Linked DNA regions of Homo sapiens: region 2 is linked to region 1. A link is an interaction called in ENCODE POLR2A ChIA-PET data of the cell type or tissue named here. Cell type or tissue: B cell. All regions are shown on one strand. Links, peaks and the distances in the headings refer to the core of each region. The heading gives the core; the rest is flanking DNA. Region 1 overlaps CUL1 (cullin 1). Region 2 overlaps EZH2 (enhancer of zeste 2 polycomb repressive complex 2 subunit).

What was found. Peaks named below come from ENCODE experiments on the same cell type or tissue, not always from the same donor. Only the 100,000 strongest peaks of a DNase experiment are listed, where the experiment ranks them.
Region 2: POLR2A ChIA-PET joins it to region 1 with 7 read pairs; 2 of 35 experiments call an interaction of 5 or more read pairs at or near these places.

What each region holds. Positions count from the first base shown.
Region 1 is chr7:148,742,576-148,751,646 of GRCh38, forward strand. The region is part of intron 2 of CUL1 (cullin 1); the gene reads left to right. Among named protein-coding and RNA genes, the nearest start is that of CUL1, 48 kb to the left of the region's middle. In B cell, for the core only: no CTCF peak of the experiment used is centred there; a DNase peak (open chromatin) is centred at 4,906.
Region 2 is chr7:148,833,944-148,843,014 of GRCh38, forward strand. All of the region lies in intron 3 of EZH2 (enhancer of zeste 2 polycomb repressive complex 2 subunit), which reads right to left. Among named protein-coding and RNA genes, the nearest start is that of EZH2, 46 kb to the right of the region's middle. In B cell, for the core only: no CTCF peak of the experiment used is centred there; a DNase peak (open chromatin) is centred at 5,148; H3K27ac peaks cover 709 bases.

The DNA.
Region 1 (9,071 bases), core at 2,710-6,709:
TTAAATCTTTCTACCTTTTCTGGTTTTTTTTTTTTTTTTTTGAGTTGGAGTCTCACTCACTCTGTTGCCCAGGCTGGAGTGCAGTGCATGTTCTTGGCTCACTGCAGTCTCTGCCTCCCGGGTTCAAGCGATTCTCCTGCCTCAGCCTCCTGAGTAGCTGGAATTACAGACATGCACCACCACGCCCAGCTAATTTTTGTATTTTTAGTAGAGACTGGGTGTTTGACCATGTTGGCCAGGCTAGTCTCAAACTCCTGACCTCAAGTGATCCACCTCCCTCAGCCTCCCAAAGTGCTGGGATTACAGGCATCAGCCATCATGCCCAACTCTTTCTACCTTTTCTGATATAAGTATTTGAAAGTATAAATTTCCTTTTAAGGATTTTTAGCCTTATTCTGCAAATTTTGATATGTTGTATCTTCATTACCATTTAATTCAAAACACTTTATTTGACCTTTGAATTATATAGGAAGATATTGTTTAGAAATATTGGATTTTCCCGGGTAGCTTATTGTTACTAATTCCTAATTATAATTCCATTTTGATCAGAGAACACACTGTATAATTTCCGTCCTTTTAAATGTATTGAAACGTGTTCAGTGGCCCAGAAAATAGCCTATCTTGGTGAATGTGCCATGTACTCTTGAAAAGAATGTGGGTTCTGCAGCTGTTGGCTGTAGATGGTGATGTGCTGGAGCTGGATCAGATCAGCTTGCGGGAGATGATTGTGCCCATCTCTCTCCCATCTCCCTGTGTGATATTGTCCTGTTGGTAGCTTGCATCTGCCATGGTGGGAACCTTATACAATAGACATCTATGGAGGCTACAAATCAGGGCTTTTCTTTTTTTCTTTTCTCCCTGCTCAGAGAGCCAATTTACCAGTATACCACTGGGTGTAGAATGTTACAACTGCCCATACAGATCATCCAAGTTGTGATTGATATTTTTCCTATGGTCTAGTTGCTGAGAGGAATGTTGAATCTTATCCTATGATTGTGAAATTGTCTCCTTTACCCTTTAATTCTGTCAAATTTTCATATATTTTAAGCCAGGTGTGGTGGCTCACATCTGTAATCCCAGCACATTGGGAGGCCAAGGCGGGCAGATCGCCGGAGGCCAAGGCGGGCAGATCGCCTGATGCCAGGAGTTCAAGACCAGCCTGGCCAACGTGATGAAACCCTGTCTCTACTAAAAATACAAAAATTAGCCGGTCATGGTGGTGGGCGCCTGTAGTTACTCTGGAGGCTGAGGCAGGAGAATCGCTTGAACCTGGGAGGTGGAGGTTTCAGTGAGCCGAGATGGCACCACTGCACTCCAGCCTAGGTGACAGAGCAAGACTCCATCTCAAAAAACAAATTTTTTTTCATATATTTTGAAACTCTGTTGTTAGACAAAAATACATTTGCGAATATGTCTTTTAAGTACATTTATTATGAAATGTGTCCCTTTTTATCCCTGGTAGTAATTTGTTGCCTGATAGTTATTAGCTTCTTTAACCTCTTTCTATGCTTAATGTTTGCATGATAATCTTTTTCCATCCATTTGCTTTCAACTTATGTGTATTTTTATATTTAAATTGTGTCCCTCATGTCAACATATAGAGCGGTCTTGCTGCTTTGCCCCTTCTGACCATCTCTGTCTTTTAATTGTAGTTTTAGCCCATTAACATTTGTTATAATTATTAATAGATTAATTTTAGGCCTACCATTTTGTTTTTTTCTCCCCTTAAAAAGTTTCTTTGTTCTTGCTTTCCACCCTTCTTTAGGATTATTTGAAATTTTTTTATAGTTCCTTTTTAATATATTTGTTGGTTGTTTCTGCAGTGTGTGTGTGTGTGTGTGTGTGTGTGTGTGTGTGTGTGTGAAAGAGAAGAAGGAATAAAGAGATTGCTCTAAGGATATAATACACATTTTTCTTAACATTCCACTTAGAGTTAAGATTGTATGACATCATAGAAAATGTAGAGGAATTGTGGTTGTATAGTTCCATTTACTACTCGTATCGCTCTCCTTTATATTACCTCTACATATGTTTTTAAACCCACAAGACGATATTATAAATTTTTGTTTTAAACCATCCTTTGTATTTTAAAGAATTAAGAAAAGTATATTTACCCAGATACTTACTGTTTCTACTGCTCTTCATTCCTTCCTAAAGATGCAGGATTCTATTGTAGTGTCAGTTTGCTTCCACCCAAAATGCAGGTCTCTACTATGAATTCCCTTAGTTTTATTTTACCTGAAAATAGCATTATTTTGCCTTCATCTTTGAAGGATATTTTCACTGGCTATAGAACTACAATTACTTTTTTTCTTTCAGCATTTTTTTTTCTTTCACCACTTAAACATGTTATTGCACTGTCTTCTGGCCTTTGTAGTTTTTGATGAGAAGTTACTGGTCATGTGAACTCTTTTTCTGTGTTACGTTCTTTTTCCCTGTCCGCTTTCAAGATTGTTCCCCCTTTGGTTTTCTAGAAGTTTTAATCTTTTTTTTCCTCTCAAGAGTTGATCGTTTCTGTTGGTCTCTGTGCAAACCCATGACTCGTCTTTATTTTGCTGTCAAGACCATCCAATGAGTAATTTATTCTAGATTTCCTGGTATTTCAGTTCTAGAATTTTTATTTTGTTCTTTTTCATGGTTTCTGTTTTTGTGCTGCAATTTTCATTGATTATGAACATATTTTTCTATATCTTTTATTATAACTATAATAGTTGCTTTAGAGTCTTTGTCTCCTAATTCCAACATTTGGGTCAACTACAGCTGGTCTCTGTTGATTGTCTTTTGTCTTGAGAGTGGATCTCATTTTCCTGTTTCTTTTACATCAACCATGTTGGGCTGTGCCATTCCCTTCTTCCAACACTAGGCCACTTTTCAGTATACACCTTCTTTTGGTGGTTCTCTGGTGCCTTCAAGATCATTGTTTTAATATTTTTTCTAGAGTTTATCGTTATTTGCCAGAAATGTGGTTAGGTACTTCGGTACATTTAAAATTGGAATCATGGTTTAAGTAACTGAAAGTTTCAGAGGCTCCATAGTGACTATTAGGATGAAGATGGACTGGAGGTAGGGGGTAGAAAGGAGATGTGTTCTCTATTCGCAGGAAATCAATAATTTACGCAAACGTTGATTGGTCAAAGAACAAAACAAGCATATGACTTAAAGACATGTACATATCCAGCTAAAAATGAAGAACTAACTCTAGAAACAGTTAAAGATGTTTCCCACTATGGGTGGGGAGGGTGGGATCATAACATTCTGGCTTGTTCTTCAGTTGTTTTGCTTGTTTCATCTCTTCAATTTAGATATACGTTGAACCTAAATTGTCATAAGCAGGAAGTCTCCTAACCACTATCATCTAATGCTTTCCATTCCTGACTAGATAATGGTGAGGAGTGATGCTGATTTGGGAATGAATGTGATGTTAAACTGAGTAGAAACTTCAAAACAGCTTTTAAGAAGCATTCGTTTTGTTTCAATTGTGCCTTTCAATCTGTTTTGTGAGGCCCCTTGCCTGTGTGTGTGTGAGGTCCTCTCTGAGGGGTGGGCTTGGGGGAGGAAGTAATGGTGGGGAGGGGCAGTGTTCTGGGCACTGAGCTTTCCTCCACAAAGAACACTTGGTGAGAATGAAAGGATTCTGTGGCCAAAAGTTTAAAACCCCTAGCCCTGCTCTCTGGAAGCAACTGCTACATTGATTCATTGATTCGAGTGCATTGCAAAGTCAGTGCACATAGTACAGTAGCTGGCCAGGTATCAGTGATGACCTAGTCATCATCATTGCATCAGTGCACACTTGCGTGCAGCCTTGTTCTTTCTGTCAGCAAACTATTTAAGGACCATTGCAAGAATCTGCCCTGAAAGAACAAACCTTTGGATATCAAGAAAGCTCAGGATCAGACTTAGAAAATGGATGGGCGCAGATTAGGAGAAAATCCTAGAATTAGCCTTGGACTACTACTAAGGAGTGCTAACATACTTAGTGGCTCGGAGGACAACGTTATGTGGAAAAACACAGACATCCTTAGTAAGAGTCAAAATGATTCAGAATGGACTCTATGTAAAACCATTTTGGCAATATCCTAGCCAATCTATTTAGCTTTTCTTTATCCACTTACGAGAATGTTAGGATAAATCTGTTTAAGTCTAAAACAGGTGATTCTTTAGTAAGTAAAAGTAAAAATTCCATCTGATGAAAATGCATTCTAGTTGGCAGCATTTTCTTTTCTTAAATATACTTAATGATACATGTTACGATTGATGTCTTAGCTGAAATGTGATAAATATATTGCAGTCTTTTTAACCACCATCTATTCCATGACATTGTTAAAAGCTGCGTACTCTATCTTCAGGTGGACCCGAGAGTGGGTTTAACTAAGTTTGACAAATAGCTTGTTACGAGTTTTTTGCCATTAGGAGCAATGCTGTGATAGTTTGCTAGCTAAGTATTTGTACATTTCCGTGATGATTTCCCTGTGATAAATGCTTATGAATATAATTGCTGTATCAAAAGGAATGCACTTGTTGAAGGCTTTTGAATATTCCAGATTTTACTTCAGAAACGGTGTAATTGTGTACACTCTTAAGCATATGGAAGCTCCCATTTTGCTGCACTTTAGCTATCATTGGGTTTGTTTTTTTAAAAACCTTTGTTAATTTAGTAGCTGGGAAGCCATAGATTGCCAAGGAACAGCAGTCAGGCTGAACTAAATAACCTGAAACATCCTGGAACCAAGCACCTAAAACTGGGTGCTGTGTGAAATACAGCAAAGTGTAATGCTCTGCACAAAAGTAAGAGGGAATTCCCAGGCATCTGAAGAAGAGAAGAGAGCTGAAAATGAAGGTGCTAACCATTGTGAGCCTCTGTGTGGCAGCATAAGGACTTGAGCAAGGTAGGCTGGCCGGTAGGGGTCACACAGAAAAGGAAACAAAGCCTTACACCTGGCTGGGAGGGGCTGAGAGCTGACGTTTCCATGGAAACCTGGAAGACAGAAGCCTAAATACCCTTAAGTGTATAGGTGAACTGAAAAAAATAATAATCATCGACCTACTCTCCCAGGAAGGCAACTGCTAAAGGATTTAAGCTGAGCTCTGGATATAAGGAGAGTGGGGAAAGTTGTCTTTAGAATCAAGGAGCAAAAACCACTATGGAAAACAAGACAGGTTTTTAAAAGAGAAATTCTATAAATGTAAAATGAAGTCATTAAAATTAAACACTAAATTTGACACAACCAAAAGAGAATCACTTAACCAGATGGCAGATCAGGAAAAATTAGAAAGTTTGAACAAAGATAAAGTGATAGAAGATCATTGAAGACTTTCAACCAAGGTATAGAAGGTAACATGAAAATATCTCACATAGACGTAATAGAAGAGCTAGGAGAAAATAGAAAGGGGACCGGAAATATTTGAAGAGGTAATAGAATCTTCCAAAATTGTTGCAAGGTAAAGTGGGCATGTCATATTTTAAGGTAATTAACCATTTCAAGAATGTATAACTCCAAAATAAAACAAGAGCTATAAGGGAACAAGTAAACTACCATTCCAGTAGAAGGGGAAAGGGAGGAAAACCGGAAACATAGAAACAGAGTTAAAATAGAAAATACAAAACAGGATCGTAGAAATTAATCCAAATAACAGTATGAAACAGTTTACCTAAAACCAAACTCGTCTATCAGATAATACTAGACTCAGTTTTTTTAAAAAGTCAATTATGCTGTGGTGATTTACAGTAGACACACCAAGACACAGAAACAAAGGTTGAAAATAAAGGGCTGGAACAAAGACATTTAAGGAAAATTCCAACCGAAAGGTATAATAATGTCAGATACAATAAGTTTCTAAGGCAATGTTGTTAGGAATAAACGTGGTTACTTCCTAATCATAAAAGGTACAGGTTACCAGGAATATAATTTCAAATATGTATATTAGTTAACACTGCCTCAAAATATGGCAGATATTTTAGAGAATTATAAGATAAATTGATAAAACCATTTGGGAGATTTCACTAAAAATTTCTTGGTAATTAATAAGCAGACAAATCAGAAACAATATAGAAGATCTGAAAAATAGAGTTGACCAGCTCTAATGGGTCCCTGTATCCAATAGTTAGAGATGGGCATTGTTTTTAGGCACATGTGAAATAATGGCCCCCCCGTTCTGGCCCAGCAGAAATTATATACTTGGCAACAAGTCTCATCACATTTTAAATAAACTGTCAAAAAGATAACATTCTCATGTTTCCGCAATTTAATTTTAAAATGAAATTAAATTTTTTTGAAGGTAAAATACATTTTGGAAATCTAAACTGTTTAACTCTTAGAACGAACAGTGGAAAAGAGAAAATATAACTGAATGATAAGGAAAATATATACACATCAGATTGATGTGATGCAGCCAAGTGGCATGTAGAAGAAACTCTAGTATTAGTATAGGTTTTTCCTATACTTTCCATGTAGTATGAACATTTTATATAAGTATTTTAAATGCTTATTTAAAAAAGGAAATTACAGAGTTAACCAAAACAAGGATTTGTAGAGAAAAGGCATATGTAAGGAAAGAAGTAGTCTGGGCGTGGTGGCTCACGCCTGTAATCCCAGCACCTTGGGAGGCAGAGGTGGGCAGATCACCTGAGGTCAGGAGTTCGAGACCAGCCTGACCAACATGGAGAAACCCCGTCTCTACTAAAAATACGAAAATTAGCTGGGCGTGGTGATGCACGCCTGTAATCTCAGTTATTCAGGAGGCTGAGGCAGGAGAATCACTTGAACCCGGGAGGCGGAGGTTCAGTGAGCCAAGATTGTGCCACAGCTCTCCAGCCTGGGCAACAGAGTGAGACTCCATCTCAAAAAAAAAAAAAAAAAAAAGTAAAAAGGTACAGAAATGAAATAAAGATACAGTAATGAAAATTATTAAAACCCAAAATAGTTCTTTAAAAAACCGACAAGCCTCTGGCAAAATCAATGATAAAAAGAATGGCTTTGAGGCGCCACACACTGCACCCATCTAAAACAGCAAACTTAATCCATAAATGCATGTGTCTGCTCCACCGACTGGCCATTCCCCCATCTCTCTTTGGCCTTCCTACTCCCTGAGACACAACAATCTTGAGTTGAGGCCAGTTGATAACCCCCACAATGGCTTCAGAGTGTTCAAGTAAAATGAAGAGTTGCATTTCTCTCACTTTAGATCAAAAACTAGCAATGATTAAGCCAAATGAGGAAGGCATGTTGAAAGCTGAGATAGGCCAAAAGCTAGGCCTCTTGTGCTAAACAGTTAGCCAAGTTGTGAATGCTAAGGAAAAGTTCTTGGAGGAAATTAAAAGCGCTGCTCCAGTGAATGCACAAATGATAAGAAAGCGAAACAGCCATATTGCTGGTAAGGAGAAAGTTGGAGTGGTCTGGATAGAAGATCAAACCAGTCACAGCATTCCCTTAAGCCAGTGCCTAATCCAGAGCAAGGCCCTAACTCTCTGCAATTCTGTAAAGGCTGGGAGAAGTGAGGAAGCTACAGAAGAAAAGCTAGAAGCTAGCAGAGGTTGGTTCATGCGATTAAAGAAAAGAAGCCATCTTTTATAACAGTAGTGCAAGGTGAAGCAGCAAGTGCTGATGGAGAATAGCAAGTTAGCCAGAAAATCTAGGATCATTGATGAAGGTGGCTGCGTAAGCAACAGATACTCAATTTAGTCAAAACATCCTTCTACTGGAAGGAGATGCCACCTAGGACTTTTTTTTTTTTTTTTAAATTATACTTTAAGTTCTAGGGTACATATGCACAATGTGCAGGTTTGTTACATAGGTATACATGTGTCATGTTGGTTTGCTGCACCCATTAACTCGTCATTTACATTAGGTATTTCTCCTGATGCTGTCCCTTCCCTAGCCCCCCGCCCCACGACAGGCCCTGGTGTGTGATGTTCCCCTTCCTGTGTCCAAGTGTCTTCATTGTTCAATTCCCACCTATGAGTGAGAACATGCAGTGTTTGGTTTTCTGTCCTTGTGATAGTTTGCTCAGAATGATGGTTTCCAGCTTCATCCATGTCCGTGGTAAAGAACATGAACTCATCCTTTTTTATGGCTGCATAGTATTCCATGCCACCTAGGATTTTCATAGCTAGAGAGAAGTTAATGCTTGTGTCAAAGCTTCAAAGGACAGGCTGACTCTCTTGGAGGTGAATGTAGCTGGTGACTTTGTTGAAACGAGTGATCACTTACCATTCTGAAAATCCTAAGGCCCTTAAGAATTATGCTAAGTCAAGCCAATGTGGTGACCCGTGCCTGTATTTTCAGCTTCACAGGAGGCTAAGGTGGGAGGATCACTTCAGACCAAGAGTTTGAGGCAGTAGCCTGCTATGATCATGTCTGTGAATAGCCACTGCTCTCCAGCCTGGGCAACATAGTGAGATCCTGTCTCTTTAAAAAAAAAAAAAAACAAAACAAAACTGTCTATGCCCTAGAAATGGATATTAAAACCATAATAAACCACAGTATGAATGCAAGGCCAAGGTTGTGGTCGATGAAAACTCATGCACTACAGGGTGCTGGATAGCCGCTTTGTAGCACTAAGTTGGCAACTCTTAATAAAGTTAAACCCACCACTTTGGGAGGCCAAACAGGAGGATTGCTTGAGCCCAAGAATTTTGGACCAGCCAGGGCAACATAGCAAGACCCCATCTCTACAAAAAATTGTTTAAAAGGGCCTGGCAAGGTGGCTCACATCTGTAATCCTAGCAACTTTGGGAGGTCGAGGCAGGTGGATTGCCTGAGGTCAGGAGTTCAAGACCAACCTGACCAATATGGTGAAACCCTGTCTCTACTAAAAATACAAAAATTAGCCAGGAATGGTGGCAGGCGCCCGTAATCACATCTACTCAGGAGAATCGCTTGATCCCGGGAGGCAGAGGTTGCAGTGAGCCGAGATTACATCACTGCACTACAGCCTGGGAGACAGAGTGAGACTCTGTCTCAAAAAAAAAAAAAAAAAAAACCTCTCTTGTCACTTTGTCACTTAGTATTTCTGTGCTCCAAGAAACTTGTACTCAAGGAGACCTGCTAGTTTTATTCTTTGCAGCTTTGTAA
Region 2 (9,071 bases), core at 3,061-7,060, 92 kb after region 1:
ATAGTCCCTTGAAACACCATATTTCATACAATCTATGATGACAGCGATTTCAAGGTACATCATTATCTTCTGTATCACTAAGAAAAAATGCTGCCAACTAAACAAAGGTATAATCCATTCTTATCACAGTGATTCTAAGATGCATGTTGTTTCCAATGTTAAAATGTGAAAAATTTTGCATCTTTGATTCTCTGAAATATGGTATAACTCTGTGCCTAAATAACCACAGCACTTTCCACCCTGTCTACGAATCCGAGATTCCTTAAAGAGTACTACTGCCCAGGTGTAAGTCCTCCAGAGCCTTCTCAAAAATATCCTAGACATACATTCATAATCCACAATCAATGAAAATAGAGCAAAAAAGAAGTGTAGTAAAATGAAACTGAAAAATCATTATATATATATATATACACACACACACACACACACACACACACACATATTAAATGTTTAAATTTTTTATTTAAAATGTCTTAAAAATAGCAGAACTAGTTGTGGTGAAATTCAGAGTAGAAATCTGGCATATGGGCCACACCTGACCCTCAGCATTGGGTTGCATCAGGCCAGTGGGATAATCTCTCAATCATCACAGTCACTGCAGCACAAAAATAATTCCTTCCTTAGTGGAAGTAAAGGTTTAAGGATGGAGTAGTTAGGAAGAACTGTGACAGTGATTCATCTATTAATTTGCTTTCCAAAAAGGCAAAGATAAAGGTAATAATACTAATAAGGCTCTTAACTCGAGTAAACAAGAAGGTGTGAACAGTTTACTAACACTCCAGAGCCCACAATCTTTCCCCTTCCTGCTATTTGGCCTCTGATACAATCCTTCATCCATCCATCCAATAATCCAATAAAAACAGCAGTTAACATTTATTGAGCACGTACTATGTTGCAGGCACTGTGCTAAGTGCTTGTATATATTATCTTAATTATTCCTCATTACAACCTTATGGTGTAGTTTTAGCATCAAAACTTCACAAATGAGGACACTGAGGTTCAGAGAAGTTATACAATTTGTCTAGTCAGAAAGGTAGCAAATTACAAAACCAGGATTAAAACCTGGATTTAAAGTCTGACTGCAACACCCGTGAGCTTAATTAATTACTGCACTGTAGTTCTTGCCCTTGCAATGCTCATGGGGTAAAATAACAATTACAGCCATGCAGTATTTACTATATAAAACAGAGACATGGCTGGGCACAGTGGCTCAAGCGTATAATCTCAGCACTTTGGCAGGCCAAGACGGGCAGATCGCTTGAGCCCAGAAGTTCAAGACCAGCCTGGGCAACATGGGGAAACCCTGTCTCTACTAAAAACACACAAAAAATTAGCCCAGCAAGGTAGCACGTGCCTGTAGTCCCAGCTACTTGAGGGGCTGAGGTGGGAGGATCACTTGAGCCTGGGAGGCAAAGGCTGCAGTAAGTTGTGATCAGCACCACTGCACTCCAGCCTGGGTGACGACGGGAGACCCCGCCTCAAAAAAAAAAAAAAAAAGAAAATAGAGACATAATGTAATAGGAGCATCTCCTCCAACAACAACTTATTAATACTACCAAGTCTTCTTTCCTTCTTTCTACTTAACTGGGTAAATTTGGGGGTGGAGGTGCTTATAATTACCGAATATACTGAATATAATTACTGATACTGATAGTATCAAATACTATCCAGTGACTTAAAGTACAAAACAATTTTCATTTCTTAAAAAAAAAAAATTCCGATTTTTTTAACATTTGGCAGGAATAAATTAATTCTGTGGCTTCTGAAGGAAGAAGTGCTTTGAAAGCTTAATGGGGAGTGGGCTGCCTCTCCGACTGACTTATTCACCTGCTTTAACACCTAACTCCAAAGTCGCACATAAGGGTTAGAGAATGAGTTTTCAACTATGACAAAGAAGGAGCATTGGCTTTGCTTCATCTATGGTTGCTCTAGTGATACAGCAAATACTCTGCAAATTCTGAATGAAGTCAGCTGATTTTTCCCATTAACAGAAAGAACTTATGGAAGCACAGAAAATATTAAGGCACAGGCTGCAGCACTACGTACTACTTCCAGTCCCATACCTCTGTCATACCCCAGTATCCCATCGCCTCAGTTCTGAGTCATGCGAGAGTCACTAAGAGACAAGAAATAAGCTCTCTGAGGGCAAAAGCAGCTGAGCCAAGTGTGGCTTCACCTCTGTCTTGAAACGATACTCAGCACAGTGTCTCAAAAAAACAGTAGGCACTCAAAAAATGTTTCTGGAATGAACAGACTACACTTGATGATTTTCTCTAATGGAGACTTCAATTTCTGTTTCAAGCTAAGAGAGCACCTATTTAGAAAACTGATGGTCTACCCCCACCTCACTGTATTTCTAGTATCTAGAAACCTATCCCATTCTTTACTATTAACCGTAACTAACAACCATATTCCTTTCATTTATGAAATATTCAAATGCAAAAGCATTTGTTGGTGAAAACAAACGTGGGATTCTTATTTATTGACTTACAGAAAAATTACTCAAAAATCCCAGTTACTTACCAGCAACTTATTTTTCTTTGAAAATGTATCATCCTTGACAGTTTACATAATTAAGTCTCATGTCACTCAGAGTAGTGAAAAGAATTTTTACCTCATGGGTCTCCACATTTCACCTGGTCAGAGCCATGTGTCCTGGACTCAGGAACTTACTAGGAGACCTTTATCAACAAATTAGATTCTCTAATTCCAGTTCCAACTTGAGGATCACACAAGGAAGTTAGAGATGATTCATCATCAATGGTTTAAAAAAAAAGGGGATGGGGGGGACTAGAATCATTACCAAGGATGCTACATTTTCAGAGAAACACAGCTTACTGGTAAGTAACCAGGTTCCTCTGAGGATGGATAGACTTACATCAACCAGCTGGTACAATAGGCGACTGTGTGGCTGGACCACTGGGAGCTGGAGAGGGAAGTCAAGCCAAAAATAGTAGTTGTAGGAGTACACAACCAAACTGAGACTCTTGGCAGAAGGCTGGTTCCAAGTAAAAACTGTGTTATGGAAAATCGTAGAGGGAAGAGCAGGTGAATGGCCTGCAGGGAAGGGAAAGAAATTAACACACCCTACTATGTGCCAAGCACTGTGCTAGAGACTTTACCAAAGTTAGCTTCTTTAAATTTCACAACTACCCTGTGAGGTAGGTATGACTCCCCATTTTACAGTGGACATCCCAAAGACAACAGCCATGGCCGTCCTGCCTCTGAATAATCTTTAACATGAGAAAGGCTAAGTCCAACTTCCATATAGTAGGGGAAAACATACAATCAATTAGCCAAGTAAAAAATATTCTCAGATACTGGTTGGTCCATTTATTTCATGCCAGAGACATAGTAAACTGTTGACATTGTCTAACATCCTGTAGCCTTTCCATGTGACAACAGCGAGGAAGGTGCAGGAAGGTCGGCACTCCAGGAAAGGAAGAGTCAGAAGAAAGCATCAGCTGTCACCAAGTCTAGAGAAAAGCTGGGGGTGATTTCTGAAACTACCCTATATTCTGCAGGACTTGAGGAAAGAAAAGATAACACGCCCAAGTTTTAAATTAGCTAGCCCTTCTGGTGAAAATGACCGTGTATATAATTTAAGTTCAGGCTACTTTTATGCAAAGTAAGTACTGAAGAAAAACTGCAATGAGATAAATAGCAAATTTGGATAAAGTAAAGAGAAGCTCAATAATGGAAGTGAATTCATAATCAGGTTGAGAAGGCAAAATAGGAGAAGGGAGATTGAAGACGACACTTGAAAAGAAATGAGTCGCTCCAACAGGAGAGAGGCAGAAACAAAAACGGAAGAAAAAACCCCATTAAGATATTGACACAGATGTATTTAATGAAAGCAACTAATCAAGTGTTGGAGTTAAGAAATGAAAAAGAGTAATTCATATCAGATTGTAAATTATTTCAGTTTGTGTTGTTCAGTATTTGTTACAGACCAATTCCACATTGGGTGAAGAACCTCTACCCTACAACACAAGGGTATTTGCTTCTCAGTTCACTTTTATCCTGTAATTAACGGTTTCTACATTCCAAGGGGCGGGGAATGATAACACAGCATTTAACATAGGACATTTGGAATACAGTATCGGGAAGTTTAGACTCCTTTTTTTTTTTTTTTTTTTTTTGAGACAGGGTCTAGCTCTTGTTGCCAAGGTTAGAGTGCAGTGGTGCAATCATGGCTCACTGCAGCCTCAAACTCCTGGGCTCAAATGATTATCTCACCTCAGCCTCCCGAGTAGCTGGGACTACAAGTACGTGTCACCACATCTGGCTAATTTTTTTATTTTTTATTGAGATGGGATCTCACTATGTTGCTCAGGCTGGGAGGAAATTTAGATCCTTAAAGCTCTTCCCCGCATCCTACCTTCAGAAGCCGGGCCCTGAATGAAAGGAATCACAAACATGCAAACCTACTTAATCCTAGGTTAAAATCCTGAAGGGCTGTTAAGGTAAATCATTCCCTCATCTGCAGCTTTGCGGAAAAACTCCAGTTTTGCTAAGTACTGGAGATCAGAAACAGAATAATCATCACAGGTAGTAAGCACTCAAAAAAGTACATGAAGCAGGTAACAAGAGTGATGTTCATCCACCACATGTAAATTCAAATTTCTAATTCAATAACAGTCCTGTGAGTAGAAAAAAGAACAATTTCTGTCATTGGGGGAAAAATCAACTAAAATGGAACAGAGAGTATTATATAAATCTATAGTTTATATAGGCTGTGGCAGTAAAATTGTTTTGAAGCCTTGCTTAAATCAGTGGATCTGGGTTTAATACTACAAAGTAGTAGAGGTTCAAGTGAGTGGGCAAGACCAGGCGCAGTGGCTCAGGCCTGTAATCCCAGCACTTTGGGAGGCCAAGGTGGGCGGATCACTTGAGGTCAGGAGTTCAAGACCAGCCTAGCCAACATGGTGAAACCCTGTCTTTACTAAAATACAAAAATTAGCCAGGTGTGGTGGTGCATGCCTGTAGTCCCAGCTGCTCTGGAGGCCAAGGCACAAGAATAGCTTGAACCCAGGAGGCAGAGGTTGAGGTGAGACAAGATGACGCCACTGCACTCCAGCATGGGTAATAGAGCAAAACTCTGTCAAATAAGGAAGGAAGGAAGGAAGGAAGGAAGGAAGGAAGGAAGGAAGGAAGGAAGGAAAGTGAGTGAGCAAGATGGCACAGGCTGTGGTTTCTGAAGGGAAACACTTCAGGTCTTGCTCGAGTGGTAGAACTGCCCAGGAAACCACCAACCAAGAAGGCTGATTCTGCTGATCTTCAAAAACAAGTTTACAACTGCCCCTCACTATTCATTAATTACTCAGTAAATAGTGTTGAAACAACCAGGAAACTAAAAAGAACAAAATTAAAAACCAAATCCCCTACCCATTCTTTACACCAAAGGAAATTCCTGATGGGTTAAATGATATTAGAATATAAAAATGAAAACAGAGAACTAAAGGAAAGATAGGTAGATAATTTATAATCTTGAAGTGAAGAAAGACTTTTGGAACCTTTAAGAAAGACAAAAATTAAAAGAAAAAACTGTATAACCAAGATATATCAGAAATAACATCAAAATGGGGGGGGGGCAATCTGCAAAACATATGACAAAAAAAACTATTTTTTTTTGTTTTTTGTTTTTTTGAGATTGAGTCTTGTGATCTCGGCTCACTGAAACCTCTGCCTCCTGGGTTCAAGGCATTCTCCTGCCTCAGCCTCCCAAGTAGCTGGGACTACAGGCGCACACCACCATGCCCAGCTAATTTTTTTGTATTTTTAGTAAAGATGGGCTTTCACCATGTTGGTCAGGGTGGTCTAGAATTCCTGATCTCAAAAGGTCTGCCCACCTTGGCCTCCCAAAGTGCTGGGATTACAGGCGTGAGCCACTGCACCCAGCCAAAACTAGTATTTGTAATATACAAAAAGTCCTTATGAATCATAAGAAAAGCCCAACCTAATTGCACAAGATCCAACACTGTAACAGCCAATTCACAAATATAAACAAACAGTAACTGACATTTAACTTCACTGAATAATTAAGACACGGTATAACCAATTCTAACAATGTTTTACCTATTGGACTGAAGATTAAGATTGATAATATTGTGTTGAGAATATAGGTAAACAGACATTCCATAAACAGCTGGTGGGGGTGTAATGTAAAACTTTTGAGGGTGCATTTGGTAATATCTGCTAAATTTTTAAACATGCATATCATCTTGATCTAATAATTCTATTTGTAGGAACTTCTACAGAATTACTCAAAAGATGCAAGGATGTATATAAAGTTCAGTACAGCACTGATTGCAAAAGTAAAAATTAAAAATCTAAATGTCCATCAAGAATGGGGCAATAAATTATGGTATATCCATAATGTCAAACACTACATATTTTTTAAAAGAATGAAAATTTGGACAGAGGTTGTAAAGTGATGGCCCAAAATGGAAAGGATGTATATCTGGCCAATAATTTTTAAAAATAAAATATTATTAACCTCCTAGTATATATAGAAAATGAAATCTGAAAGAATAAAAGCCAGAGCAGTTGGACTACAGGGACTTTTGCTTTCTGTTTTACCTATTTCTGTGTTATCTAAATTTTTACAATAATCATTTTACAATGATCTGTTCAGTGGAGAGAAAAAGATAAAACTTTTAAACTAGTTTCATTAGCCCAACAGGTAGTCACATTAGCTAGTATAAAACTGCCTTGTTGGGTAGCTTATGAAATCTGCCCAGCCTTTCCAAAATGTTACTCAAGTGATATTCTTTTATAAAATCTGCTAAGAGAAGGTAAGACAGAATCCTAAGGAGTAAATTTAAGTCAATCCCTATTATAAAGCTAAATTATGGCAAAAGTCCTCGGTCTAATGCAATTTTCTTGTTTCTTCAGAGAATAAAACAATTTCTAACATTCCAGATTAACCAAGCACTTTTGTTTGTTTGGATTTGTTGTTTTATTTTTAAATAGTTGTCAGAACTCGGTTTTGCATTTGGGGAAGATACATGATCTTTATAACAATAATTTATAAAACACAAACTATATATACAATATTCTAGGAGAAAAACTACAAATGAAAAGCAACTTCTGCTAGTTTTATTAGTTGCCTAAATTTGACTTTTTAAAATTCACCTTTTAAACTGAAGATATATAATCAAATTTAAAATATAAACATAATAAATGACATGTATTTAATATATGATGCTATATGAACTCAAATATCACAAATGACCTTTTTTTTTTAAGCTAACCCTTTGGAAAAGCATAAAATGCTTATATTAGTTTCTGCTCACAAGAAAAAAAAAATCCTTATATGATCATTTAAGAAATGTTACATCTATTTCAGCCTAAATAAAGCCAGAAAGAAAGCAAAGGCTGCATGGATTTACAAGTTATACAGGTGGGAATGACTGACAGTTAACCTAACAAGACTCAACTCTCCAAGTAAATACCAATAATAGTTAAAAGAGGCAAGGAGCTACAGAAAGCAACTCAGAGACCACTTCCTTGAGGCAATAAGAATGAGTGTATATGTTCAGACTAAGAGTAAGACAGACACTTGAAGAGCCATCCACTTAATTTAAAGACATGAGAAAAGTGACCAGCTTTCTGCCATATTTGCTCAAAAGGTTCATGAGAATCTAAACCTATAGGGCCTATAATCCTGCAATGTATAAAGAAACCATGTTACTACACTCAAAGAATGTATCTGAGTAAAGTACACTAAATTATACATGAAATACACTAGGATATTATTTTTTCTTTGTAAACAGTGACTAAATTTTCATTTACAATTAACTGAAGGAACTTCATTACTAAATCAATAAAAAATGCAATCGAGTGTTTACATGTAACAGGTATTTTTCTTCTCCTTCAACAAAAATGTTAAGTCCAAACTGCCAACATACAAAATAATTTACACATTATTTTGATAGAAGCTTCTCCCCCCAAAAAAATCTGCTAATATCAAATGCTAAGCAATGAACTTAAAATCATTTCAAATATTACTATGAAGAGCAAATCTGTAAATATTTAAAAGTCCAAAAGTTTTTAAATTCTTCATACGAGGACCGTGATCCCCTTCTGATGCTGCTTCTATTAGACATTCTGAAGCCCCAAGAATATACACCATATTCTCTCTTTTCATTAGTAAACAAGATACAAAACTCTTACAAGAACATTATATTCTCCTGGGAATCTAGAAATGTATATTGGCAAGATGGATTAAATTACTAAACTAATCATACCATTTGCCCAGAAGACAGGCACTATCTAAGCAAACTTCTCTTTCAGTCATAACACATACAGTAGAAAACATTTTGATATGAAGTCAGTGAAGGAGAAGTGTCTTGTGATTATCAGCAAGAAATGGGCAGATGTACGAAAAAGAAATACATTAATGAGAACCTCAAGAGTAACTCTTAAACCAGTTTCTTCATTAAAAATGGAAAAAGAGACACAATGAAGAATATAACTACCAATATGAAGACCTACAGAACATAGTTATTACTGGTTGACAAGACAAAGTTATGAAAGTCACCTAGTAACAATTTCTTGACTAACAGTGACATATTATGGGAATAAAATGTACATCCCTTGACCTATATGTATTGATTAATGACAGTGTGAAGCTGGATGCTTCTTTAAAAGATTAACTTAAGAATAAAAGAAATAAACGTAAAACAGATATAGTCACTGTCTTCAAAAAGTCAGAAGTGTTTTTTAAAAGTAAACACATTCTGTATTAAAATTCTATGAACAATAATGCTTAGGTTCTATAATCTCAAAAACAAAAAAAAAAGAGTTGCCCTAAAGTATCTTAAAAACACATTAAGGGACGGGTATGGTGACTCACACCTGTAATCCCAGTACTTTGGGAGGCCAAGGCAGATGGATTGCTTGAGCCCAGGAGTTCGAGACCAGCCTGGAAAACATGGTATGACCCTGTCTCTACAAAATAATACAAAAAAATTAGCCCGATGTGCTCGGTGGCTCACACTTGTAATCCCAGCACTTTGGGAGGCCAAGGTGGGTGGATCACCTGAGGTCAGGAGTTCGAGACCAGC